2 separate regions of the Homo sapiens genome follow, and region 1 is linked to region 2. The links are chromatin contacts, found by Hi-C or POLR2A ChIA-PET in ENCODE. All regions are on one chromosome and are shown on one strand. Each heading gives the region's core, a stretch centred on a gene start or an enhancer-like site at or near the end of the contact. The rest is flanking DNA. Distances are from core to core; before and after follow the strand shown.

Region 1 (5,504 bases), core at 1,779-4,278, 78 kb after region 2:
GGCGTGGTGGCTCAAGCCTGTAATCCCAGCACTTTGGGAGACTCCGAGGTGGGCAGATCACTTGAGGTCAGGAGTTGGCAAGCAGTCTGGCCAACATGGTGAAACCCCGTCTCTACTAAAAAAAAAAAAGCCACTTAACAGGTGGGGTGCAGTGGCTCATACCTATAATCCCAGCCCTTTGGGAGGCCAAGGCGGGTGGATTGTTTGAGCTCACCAATTAGAGACCAGCCTGGGCAAATGGCAAAACCCTGTCTCTACTAAAAGTACAAAAATTAGGTGGGTATGGTGGTGTGCACCTGTAGTCTCAGCCACTCAGGAGGCTAAGATGGGAGGATGGTTTGAGCCCAGGAGGCGGAGGTTGCAGTGAGCTGAGATCATGCCACTGCACTTCAACCTGGGTGATAGAGCCAGACCTTGTCTCAAAAAAAAAAAAAAAAAAAAAAAAGAAGCCACTTGCATTCAGTTTAAAATCAGATGCTGCCTCATGCCCCAAACATGGAACTCTTCATAACCTTATTCATTAGAGCTTAGAATTCAGTAAGAATCAGTTGGATTTTGGATCCTATCCAGTGCATTATAGTTTTTGAAGCCTCAAGATTTCCGTTTACATGTCTTTCATGTTTAAAGTTTGAGCAACAGGCTGGGTGGTGGCTCATGCTTGTAATCCCAACGCTTTGAGAGGCTAAGGCGGGAGGGTTGCTTGAAGCCAGGAGTTTGAGATCAGCCTGGGCAAAATAGCAAGACCTTGTCTCTACAAAAAATTAAAAAGTTAGCCAGATGTGTCGGTGTGTGCCTATAGTTGCAGCTACTCAGGAGGCTGAGGCAGGATCACTTGAACCCAAGAATTTGAGGTTACAGTGAGCTATGATTGTGCCACTGCCCTGCAACCTGAGGGACAGAGTGAGACCCTGTCTCAAAAATAAAATTAAGATAGAGTTTGAACAAGGTCTCAGAATAAGTTTTCTTCATTTCTTAAATACGTTTTTAAAATAAATACTATGGACTTAACAAAAATTTTAAATATACAGAACAACATAAAGAAAAAAATGCAATCCTACACCTGTATATAAGCACTATTGATATTTTGATTAAGTTCCTTCCAGACATCTTTACAGGTACATGTGTGCAGTACATGTATGTGTTTTTGTCACTCTAAAGAAGAGAAGGGATCACAGTAATGCTTTTGGGGTGGGAGGAAGCCCACCTTCACGTTCAGTAAAAGGGATACGTGAGGCCGGGCATAGTGGCTCAAGCCTGTTATCCCAGCACTTTGGGAGGCCAAGGCGGGTGGATCACGAGGTCTGGAGATCGAGACCATCCTGGCTAGCACGGTGAAACCCCGTCTCTACTAAAAATACAAAAAATTAGCCGGGCGTGGTGGCGGGCGCCTGTAGTCCCAGTTACTGGGGAGGCTAAGGCAGGAGAATGGCGTGAACCCAGGAGGCAGAGTTTGCAGTGAGCTGAGATTGTGCCACTGCACTCCAGCCTGGGCGACAGAGTGAGACTGCATCTTAAAAAAAAAAAAAAAAAAAAAGGGATACATGAATGGAAGAAAGAAAATTAGCTTCAGCATCTGAACACTCAAAACAGTTTGTAAACATCAGTGTTTAATTAAATTATTTTGAGGATTATCTTCAACTATCAGGAAAAATGAAATGATTCTGAAATATGTTGTGGATTCTGAGTTGAACTGAAAGCTCCATGTGGGGGTGTAAAGGCTCTGCTTATCCAGCCACGTGTCCAGGTTAAGGCCTTAACATAGGACTGAAACAGAAGACTGTTAACTTTTTGCCATTCCCAAACATAGAAACAGATGTCCATCCACAGCTCTTCAGCCATTCTGGATGGCTAATTAGATGGGGGTATGGACTGCATTGCCATCAACTCAGATAAAATTCATTGCTCTTTTAATAAGGCAATACATAAATTGTATGTGTATGTCTGTTTTTGTTTTAGGATGTGTGTAGTAATCAGTTCAGTGATGCTACTGTGTGATTGAATGAACTGAGTAGATCGTTAAGGGTTCTTTTCTAACCACTATATTATTCAAGAATTCATTTAGAATGTCTTTAATTTCCTCCAGTTGGTAGCCCAATAGTGTACTGCCTTAAATGTTCAAAAAGCATGCCTCTGCCATTTGCAGTAACTGGAAACCTTAGGAATTTCTGCCAAAGTCCTTCAAAGCATAAAGCTGAAGTATGTATTGAAATGCTTGAGTCAGCTGCTCAAGGGTTATACTGACTGCACTCCTGCTGATTTTTCTAGGGTAAAAAAATCTCCTTGGTGACCTGAGGCAGCTACCCAGAAGCACGTGTATTATAACTATGCACAAAAAGCACAGAGATATACTACATCTAAATTCTAGCATTGGAATTGTTATATTTTTTATTATTATACTTAATTTCAGTAAATCTTTTTTAATAACGTATAAGAAAATAACTTTAACTCTTCTACTGATTACCATTAAAATTTTTTAACTCTTCTCTAACTTTCTAATTTAGGGAAGGAAAAAGAAAGGTACCTACTGTATTTATTGAATGTTTAGTATGTGCCTGAAATTTTTATTTGCTTAGTGTTACTCCCATTTTGTAGATGAGGACCTCAGAACAGTTAAGTGCGGTCACATAGCTTTGAATAGCAAGCACAGTTAGGATTTGAACAAGGTCTTCTTGATTCCAAAGGCATCTCTATGACCACATCATGCTGTAGAATGAGCTATCAACTATTAGGCCTATAAAAGACTATCAACCTTATTAAATAAAAAAACTAAGGTGCAGCACGGTAAGCATAATGTACCACCATATGTATGATCAGATATACACGCATGTGTATGTGTTTATTTTCATACATGCTTAGCATACCAGGCATCTCTTTGAATGGTTGCCTCTAGGAATGGAGACAGGGTAGCTAGAAATCTGGACTTTTATTATAAAACCTTTTATACCTCTTGAGTTTTGTTTTATGTGCATGTATTACCTATTCACAGGAGAAACTGTGTGTACCACTGTGCCCAGCCAGTTTGTCTAGTTTTTGAAACAAGAACACCATGCCTCGAGTGACAGTAATTGTAGTCATGACTGAAGTAAAACAAGTATTTTATGAGTTTTAAATTTGAACTTAAAAAAGCTTCCTATCTACTAAAAGCTTGATTTTCATTTGGGGCCACATTAATGGAAATAGAGTATTTTGAACAAGCAAGGGGGATCAGTTGAGTTGGCTTTGTGCTTATTAGATCATACCTTATCTTGAATATACTTTATTTTTGCACTTGATTTTAAGAACTGTAATGGCCTGTTTACATAGCTGTCTCCCCTGCAAGGCTGGGCATTCCTTGAGGGATAGAATCCATGGCTCATTTGCCCTTGTGTCTTTACTGGCTAGCCTAATTCCCAACACTTGGTAGGTAGCTAATAAAAGTTGATTGAGTTGAATGGAAATAGAAATACTTAGCTTAGTATGGGGAGGAGAGAGAAGAGAAAAATCTGTCTTCAGATAATTACAGAGTTCTCATGTAGAAGAGAGATTAAGTTTGTTCTATATGGCTTGAGAAGACAGGGAACCAGTGGGTAGAAGTATGGAGAAGTTTCTAAAGGTTGAATCATCTAAAGCCTAGATGGGTCTGTCTTAGAATCTATCTCCAGGGGATTCATGGCTCTTTAACTTACTTTTTTCCCCCATTTTTTGTTTGTTTGTTTGTTTGTTTGTTTTTGAGGCAGAGTCTTGCTCTGTCGCCCAGGCTGGAGTGCAGTGGCACAATCTCACTGCAGCCACCGCCTCCCGGGTTCAAGCAATTCTCCTGCCTCAGCTTCCTGAGTAGTTGGGACTACAGGCGCATGCCACCACGCTCACCTAATTTTTTGTATTTTTGGTAGAGATGGGGTTTCACTACGTTGACCAGGCTGGCCTTGAACTCCTGACCTCAAGTGATCCACCCGCCTCGGCCTCCCAAAGTGCTGGGATTACAGGAGTGAGCCACCGCGCCCAGCTCTTTCCTCCACTTTGTTATAGATATAGCATGTATGTGAATACTTTAGTTATCATTTATTATAGGAAGCAAAATTACTAACCTTCTTCTTTGATTTTTTTGTTCATAGTCAAGTTCATCCGAGAAGTAACACCATATATCAAGAAGCCATCATTAGTATCAGATCTGCCGTGGGAAGGTGCAGCCCCCCAGTCACCAAGCTTTAGTGGCAGTGAGGACTCTGGTTCGCCAAAACACCAGAACAGCACCAAGGACAGGAAGATCATCCCTCTCAAAATGTGCTTTGCTGCTAGAAACCTAAGCATGCCGGATCTGGAAAACAGGTGAGGTGTACCTAACAAGAACATCATACCTACAGCTTTACAAACTTAAGGACATGTTGCAGTATTATATGACTCTGTTAACTCAGTTATACAGAGGAAAACATCTGTCTGAGGTGAGAGATGCATTTTTGGGGTTCCACATTTTAAGTTATTCTACATATATACATGTATATGTGTAGAAAAAATTTTGAACAGACACACAAGAAACTGTTAATGGCTTTACCTCTAGGGTGTCAAATAAGACTAAAGGGGTGAAAGAAAGAGGGGGCATCTTTTCTTCCTTTTATGTCTTTCTGTAATGTTGTTATTACTTTTTTCACTATGAATATGTATTACTTTATAATTGAAAGAAGTCCATTCAGTATGATATTGGCTGTGGGTTTGTCATAGATAGCTCTTATTATTTTGAAATACATCCCATCAATACCTAATTTATTGAGAGTTTTTAGCATGAAGGGTTGTTGAATTTTGTTGAAGGCTTTTTCTGCATCTATTGAGATAATCATGTGGTTTTTGTCTTTGGCTCTGTTTATATGCTGGATTACATGTATTGATTTGCGTATATTGAACCAGCCTTGCATCCCAGGGATGAAGCCCACTTGATTATGGTGGATAAGCTTTTTGATGTGCTGCTGGATTCGTTTTGCCAGTATTTTATTGAGGATTTTTGCATCAATGTTCATCAAGGATATTGGTCTAAAATTCTCTTTTTTGGTTGTGTCTCTGCCCGGCTTTGGTATCAGAATGATGCTGGCCTCATAAAATGAGTTAGGGAGGATTCCCTCTTTTTCTGTTGATTGGAATAGTTTCAGAAGGAATGGTACCAGTTCCTCCTTGTACCTCTGGTAGAATTCGGCTGTGAATCCATCTGGTCCTGGACTCTTTTTGGTTGGTAAACTATTGATTATTGCCACAATTTCAGCTCCTGTTATTGGTCTATTCAGAGATTCAACTTCTTCCTGGTTTAGTCTTGGGAGAGTGTATGTGTCGAGGAATTTATCCATTTCTCACTCATAGGTGGGAATTGAACAATGAGATCACATGGACACAGGAAGGGGAATATCACACTCTGGGGACTGTGGTGGGGTGGGGGGAGGGGGGAGGGATAGCATTGGGAGATATACCTAATGCTAGATGACGAGTTAGTGGGTGCAGCGCACCAGCATGGCACATGTATATATATGTAACTAACCTGC
Region 2 (5,365 bases), core at 926-3,425:
CAATACCTTAAAAATTTTAAAGTCCACATGGTCTTTGACTTAGAAATTTCAGTTCTAATCATTCTTTATATATATATATATATATATATATATATGTATATATATATCTGTATATAGATATATATGCTTCTAGCTGTGCAAAAAGACATTTATACAGAGACAGCTTTGTTTGTAGTAGACAAAGATATGAAACAAGCTAATGTCCATTAAGCAGAGTGGATAAGTAAATCATGATACATGGACAAAATGAGTGGACTATTCTGTGTTTCAGAATGGGCATGACCGATATATATGTGTATTAATGTGGGTCAGTCTCCGTGATATAACACTGAGCAACAAAAGCAAGATACAGAACGCTATGTATTATGTGCATAAAATAGCTCTGAAAAGATGGGCAGGGCGCGGTGGCTCACGCCTGTAATCCCAGCACTTTGGGAGGCTGAGGCGGGCAGATCACGAGGTCAGGAGATCAAGACCATCCTGGCTAACACAGTGAAACCCCATCTCTACTAAAAATACAAAAAATTAGCCGGGCGTACTCGTGGGCGCCTATAGTCCCAGCTATTTGGGAGGCTGAGGCAGGAGAACGGCTTGAACCGGGGAGGCGGAGCTTGCAGTGAGCGGAGATCACGCCACTACACTCCAGCCTGTGTGGCAGAGTGAGACTCCATCTCAAAAAAAAAAAAAAGTGTTGGGAGAGCATAGAATGAATATAATACAGTTGAAGCTTTGTATAGATACTTTCTGGTTAGGGATGAGAATGCCCTTCTGGTCTTTCTGAGTACCAGCCTGCATTTCTCTATGTCATGTCCTCCCTCAGGTATTTGAGTACAGCATCCCAGACAAACAGTATACAGATTGGAGCCGGACTGTCCAGAAGCAGGGCTTTCACCACCTTTGGCTCCAAAGGGATACTCCTATCACACACATCAGTTTTCATCCCAAGAGACCGATGCACATCCTTCTCCATGATGCCTACATGTTCTGCATCATTGACAAGTCATTGGTGAGTTCTTCACTGCTACCTCCCAAATCTTCTTCTGAATCTTAAAGTTCTAAAAGCAACAAGTACAATAAGGTAAGAGGACAGAGACTCAGAATAAAGGTAGCTAGTAAATCAGAATACAGGTAGCTAGTACATTTCTTGGAGGAGAGGGGCTTTTGTTTTACAGATTCCCTGGTTTGTGTTCCCACAGTTCTTCGGGAGGCTCTCGGGGAAGGGGCTGGCCTTTGTATACTGGCTTTTGCTGATTTGACTATTTGTCTACTTTGCGAGTAAGCACATAAATCTTACACAGAAAAGTGATTAGGCCAGTATTCGGAAGGTGACCCTCATCCGGAAGTATCATTGATTTGGCTAACTTGCTTTCAACTTTGAACTCTGGGGTATCTGAATAACCTGGTTTCATTAAAGGAGGTACAGGCTGAGGTTTTGACCTCTGTGCCCCTTCGCTAAAGCTACTAAAACGCTGTCTGCAGGCTTGAGGAACTGGTCTTAACATCTTCGAAAAACCCAGCTAGGAAAATTCTTCATGGCTGTGATTTACATGGGATACGAGCATTTTCTTCAGTTTTAGATTCTGTCCTCTTTGCCAGCTGCTGTTTTGATTCACCCTGAATTTGTATGGCTTTTCTGGGCAGGTGCTTTGTTTCCTAGGAGCATTGTGGCCATGCCTGTCCTGCACTTTGGGCTTAGATTACAACCATCACACGGTGTTTTGGTGTGTTTGTGAAGGTGGGGGTGGAAGGAACATGGGGGAAAGCAGCAGATGGCTCTAAAGGAGGTGTGCACGGGGATGTGTCACTGGAATCATCTCGTGGGCCCTGCGACCTCTGGGTGTGGGAAGCAGAGCTGGCTGACAAGTGCCTTCTGCAAGATGAGTGATACAGGAAGGGCCCCTCCCACTCTCTTGCCTCTTTGTAATTGAGCCCAGATCATTTTTTCCAAAGCATTGGCTTTAAGTTCATCGCTTCCTTACAGTAGGCATAGCTATTTCCCAGGAAGTCAGAGACAAAATATCATTTCTTTGGCCAGAGGCCACCTCGAGGTGTCAGTGACATCAGCACAGGTGGTTTGTGTTGAGGTTTCGCCTGGGGAGAACTCCAGTCACTTGTCCAGTCTGTGATCTGGTTGGGGGAGAGTCTAGAAAGCACAGACCCTGTGTGGGCTGAGCTCCTGCACTTGCCAGTTTGTTCCATTCTGACAAAGTGATACTGATGAGACAGGCCAGAAGCCGCAGAAGGGCCCTTTGATCTTGCTGCATGGAGTTAACAAGCTCTCTTTGCCTCATACACCCACCCTCTACAGTGTGGCTGCAAGAGTAGCTTCAGCTCTTTCTCCCTCTCTCTCCTTTTCTTCTTTTTTTCCCCCCTAGTTTTTCTGAATAGAGGTATTATGGCTACAGCTGTTTTCCCGAATTAACGAATGTCAGGGAGGTACTGAATATATATGATGGTTAGAAGATGATGTTGGGCTCAAAATGCACTACAGATCTTTGGTCTGCAGAAGCCCAATAAAAGTAACCATTTAAACAATGTGTCTTTGTTTTTTTAGCCCCTTCCAAATGACAAAACCTTACTCTACAATCCATTTCCTCCCACGAATGAATCAGATGTCATCCGGAGGCGCACAGCTCATGCTTTTAAAATTTCTAAGATATATAAGGTAAAACATCTTGTGTTGTTATTCTGGATAGTTGGTTCCTTTGTGATACCAAAATGTAATAAACTCCACAATCGGAAGATAAGAGCACCTTCAGTTTCCATGCAGAGAACCTGGCTTGTGGGAGACAAGTCACCTTTTTGAGGCTGGCTGTCCCTTGTATATGTTTTATTGTTCTTGCCTTAGTAGGTTAGAGGCAGGCACATCATACTTAACCAAAATGAAATGCGTAAGTAGTGAGAAATGTTGGCGCTGAGGGTAGAGTCTTTGTTGTCATGAGAGCTGGCTTTAAATTTTACTTGTTGGAGTGTTCCATAGGATAAATGTCAAGCAGGCTGGGCTTGGTAGCTCATACCTGTAATCCCAGCACTTTGGGAGGCCAAGGCAGGTGGATCTCCTCAGCCCAGGAATTCAAAACCAGCCTGGGCACCATGGTGAAACCCCATCACTATTAACAAAAAAAAAAAAAGGAGAGTTCTGTAAATTACTGATTACTCAAATGACTCAAATGTGATTAGCTTCTTGATGCATTTGTAGCTTGCCAGTTGTCAGTTGCCTTAGGCTGGGTATGGTGATTCACGCCTGTAATCTCAGTACTTTAGGAGGTTGAGGCTGGAGTTCAAGACCAGTCTGGGCAACATAGTGAGACCCTGTCTCTACAAAAAAAAAAAAAATATAAAAATTAGCTAGGTGTGGTGGAGCATGCCTGTAGTCCCAGCTGCTCAAGAGGCTGAGATGGGAGGATAGCTTGTGCTCAGGAGTTCAAGGCTGCGGTGAGTATGATTGCACCACTGCACTCCAGGCTGGGTAACATCGAGATTCTGTCTGAGAAAAAAAAGAACTTAGGCTTTAAAGTCCTTGCTTAACATTGATTCTTGAGATATAAGAAGCATAGATTTTCTATCCAGAGAAATGTAAAAAAATCCTGCTGAGACCTTTTATGAGTGAACTTAGTTAAAAGCTCCCAATCTTGGCCGGGCGCAGTGGCTCACGCCTGTAATCCCAGCACTTTGGGAGGCCAAGGTGGGCGGATCACGAGTTCAGGAGATCGAGACCATCCTGGCTAACACGGTGAAACCCCATCTCTACTAAAAATACAAAAAATTAGCCGGGCGTGGTGGTGGGCACCTGTAGTCCCAGCTACCCGGGAGGCTGAGGCGGGAGAATGGCGTGAACCCGGGAGGCGGAGCTTGCCGTGAGCCGAGATTGCGCCACTGCACTCCAGCCTGGGCGGCAGAGCGAGACTGTCTCAAAAAAAAAAAAAAAAAAAAAAAAGGCTCCCAATCTTGAGCCAGGCGCAGCCGTGCACACCTACCTATTGTCCCAGCTACTCAGGAGACTGAGGCAGGATGATTGCCCAGGAGTTCAGGGCTTCAGTGCACGTTGATCATGTCTATGAATGACCACTGCTCTCCTGCCTAGGCAACATAGCAAGATCTCTAAAAAATAAAAAAAAAAGCTTTTATGCATTCCAACTATTTTGAGTCCCAGGGCAGGAAAGATTGTCAAGAAATTTAAATCATTTGAGCCTTGAACTAGGCTAACCTTTTAGCTTAGATGGTGTCTACCTACAGTCAGTTCTTTCAGGACTAGCCCTGGATCCTAAGTCCTGATAGAATAATTATCATCCCTCTGCAGCCTCTACTCTTCATGGATCTTTTGGATGAAAGAACACTCGTGGCAGTAGAACGGCCTCTGGATGACATCATTGCTCAGCTCCCACCACCCATTAAAAAGAAGAAATTTGGAACCTAAAACAGGGCACTGTCTGTGTCCTTCCTTGAACTGTCTACCCTGTTGCTTTTCACAAATCATGGTAATAAAACAAGTTATTCTTGAGGACTAGTCATTATAAATGTTTTCTTCCAAAATAATGGACAGTCATTTCCCTTCATTGAATGAAAATGAATGGAAATTCCAAATGAGGTATTTGTATTGGGGATAATGTGCTCAGTAGCTACAAACTCATCTAATGTTGATTGAGTCCTGCTTATTCTGTAGGCCGCAATCTCAGAAGAAAAGATATTTGTGTTCTGTTCCCTATTACATGCCTAAGGCTTCAGAGAGCTGATAGCCTTCACTTCCTGCCAGCCCCCAGCCCATGGAACTGCGTAGGAATCTGCCCATCCTCGCCCTGGAGGGCAGAGGACCGTAATTACTTACCCAGGATAGCCTGACCACTAATAACCATAATCAGCCTTAGAGTTCAAGGAAGAATTTCAACTCCAGCATTATAAGGGAGTGCTCCATCTAAAAAATAGATGCCTTTGACCTTTGACAGTCAGCCGTTAATTTTATTTAAAAGTAAAAAAAGCTTGGGTTATCAGTCCCATTAACTGCCTTTTTACCTGTTATGTGCTGGTTTCAAAAGGTATGGAAGGGCCAGGCATGGTGGCTCATGCCTGTAATCCCAGCATTTTAGGAGGCCAAGGTGGGAGCATCCTTGAGTCCAGAGACCAACCCGGGCAACATAGGGAGACCCTATCCCTAAAGAAATACAATATGAAAAAAAAGATACAGGAGCTGGGCACACATCAGTAGTCCCAGCTACTCGAGAGGCTCAGTGGAGCCCAGGAGCTTGAGACCATAGTGTGCTATGATCATACTGGTGAATAGCCACTGCACTCCAGCCTGGGCAACATAGTGTGAGACCCTGTCTCTTTAAAAAAAAAAAAAAAAAAAAGGGTAAGGAAACACTGGGCA

What was found. Hi-C counts contacts between places; a loop is a spot of excess contacts on that map. ChIA-PET counts read pairs that join two places held with the same protein, here RNA polymerase II (POLR2A). Pooled maps may share reads with other maps.
Region 1: a loop to region 2 is called in a map of endothelial cell of hepatic sinusoid, with 4 times the contacts of the local background. The contact joins two enhancer-like sites. A Hi-C loop is called at or near these places in 2 of 168 maps with a recorded cell type or tissue (endothelial cell of hepatic sinusoid and left ventricle myocardium superior) and 2 of 50 pooled maps. POLR2A ChIA-PET finds 5 or more read pairs at or near these places in 7 of 52 experiments (AG04450, CD8-positive, alpha-beta memory T cell, HEK293 and 4 more).

Annotation. Positions count from the first base shown.
Region 1 is chr16:69,241,508-69,247,011 of GRCh38, forward strand. It overlaps SNTB2 (syntrophin beta 2), which reads left to right. Exons shown (of 7, transcript NM_006750.4): 2 at 4,095-4,308. Among named protein-coding and RNA genes, the nearest start is that of SNTB2, 57 kb to the left of the region's middle. Within about 2 kb of position 3,029, at least 2 of the 41 ENCODE cell types and tissues checked have a DNase peak (open chromatin) inside an H3K27ac peak, as active enhancers do.
Region 2 is chr16:69,164,521-69,169,885 of GRCh38, forward strand. It overlaps UTP4 (UTP4 small subunit processome component), which reads left to right. Exons shown (of 17, transcript NM_032830.3): 15 at 821-1,006; 16 at 2,555-2,665; 17 at 4,301-4,501. The coding sequence ends at 4,417. Among named protein-coding and RNA genes, the nearest start is that of SNTB2, 20 kb to the right of the region's middle. Within about 2 kb of position 2,176, at least 7 of the 41 ENCODE cell types and tissues checked have a DNase peak (open chromatin) inside an H3K27ac peak, as active enhancers do.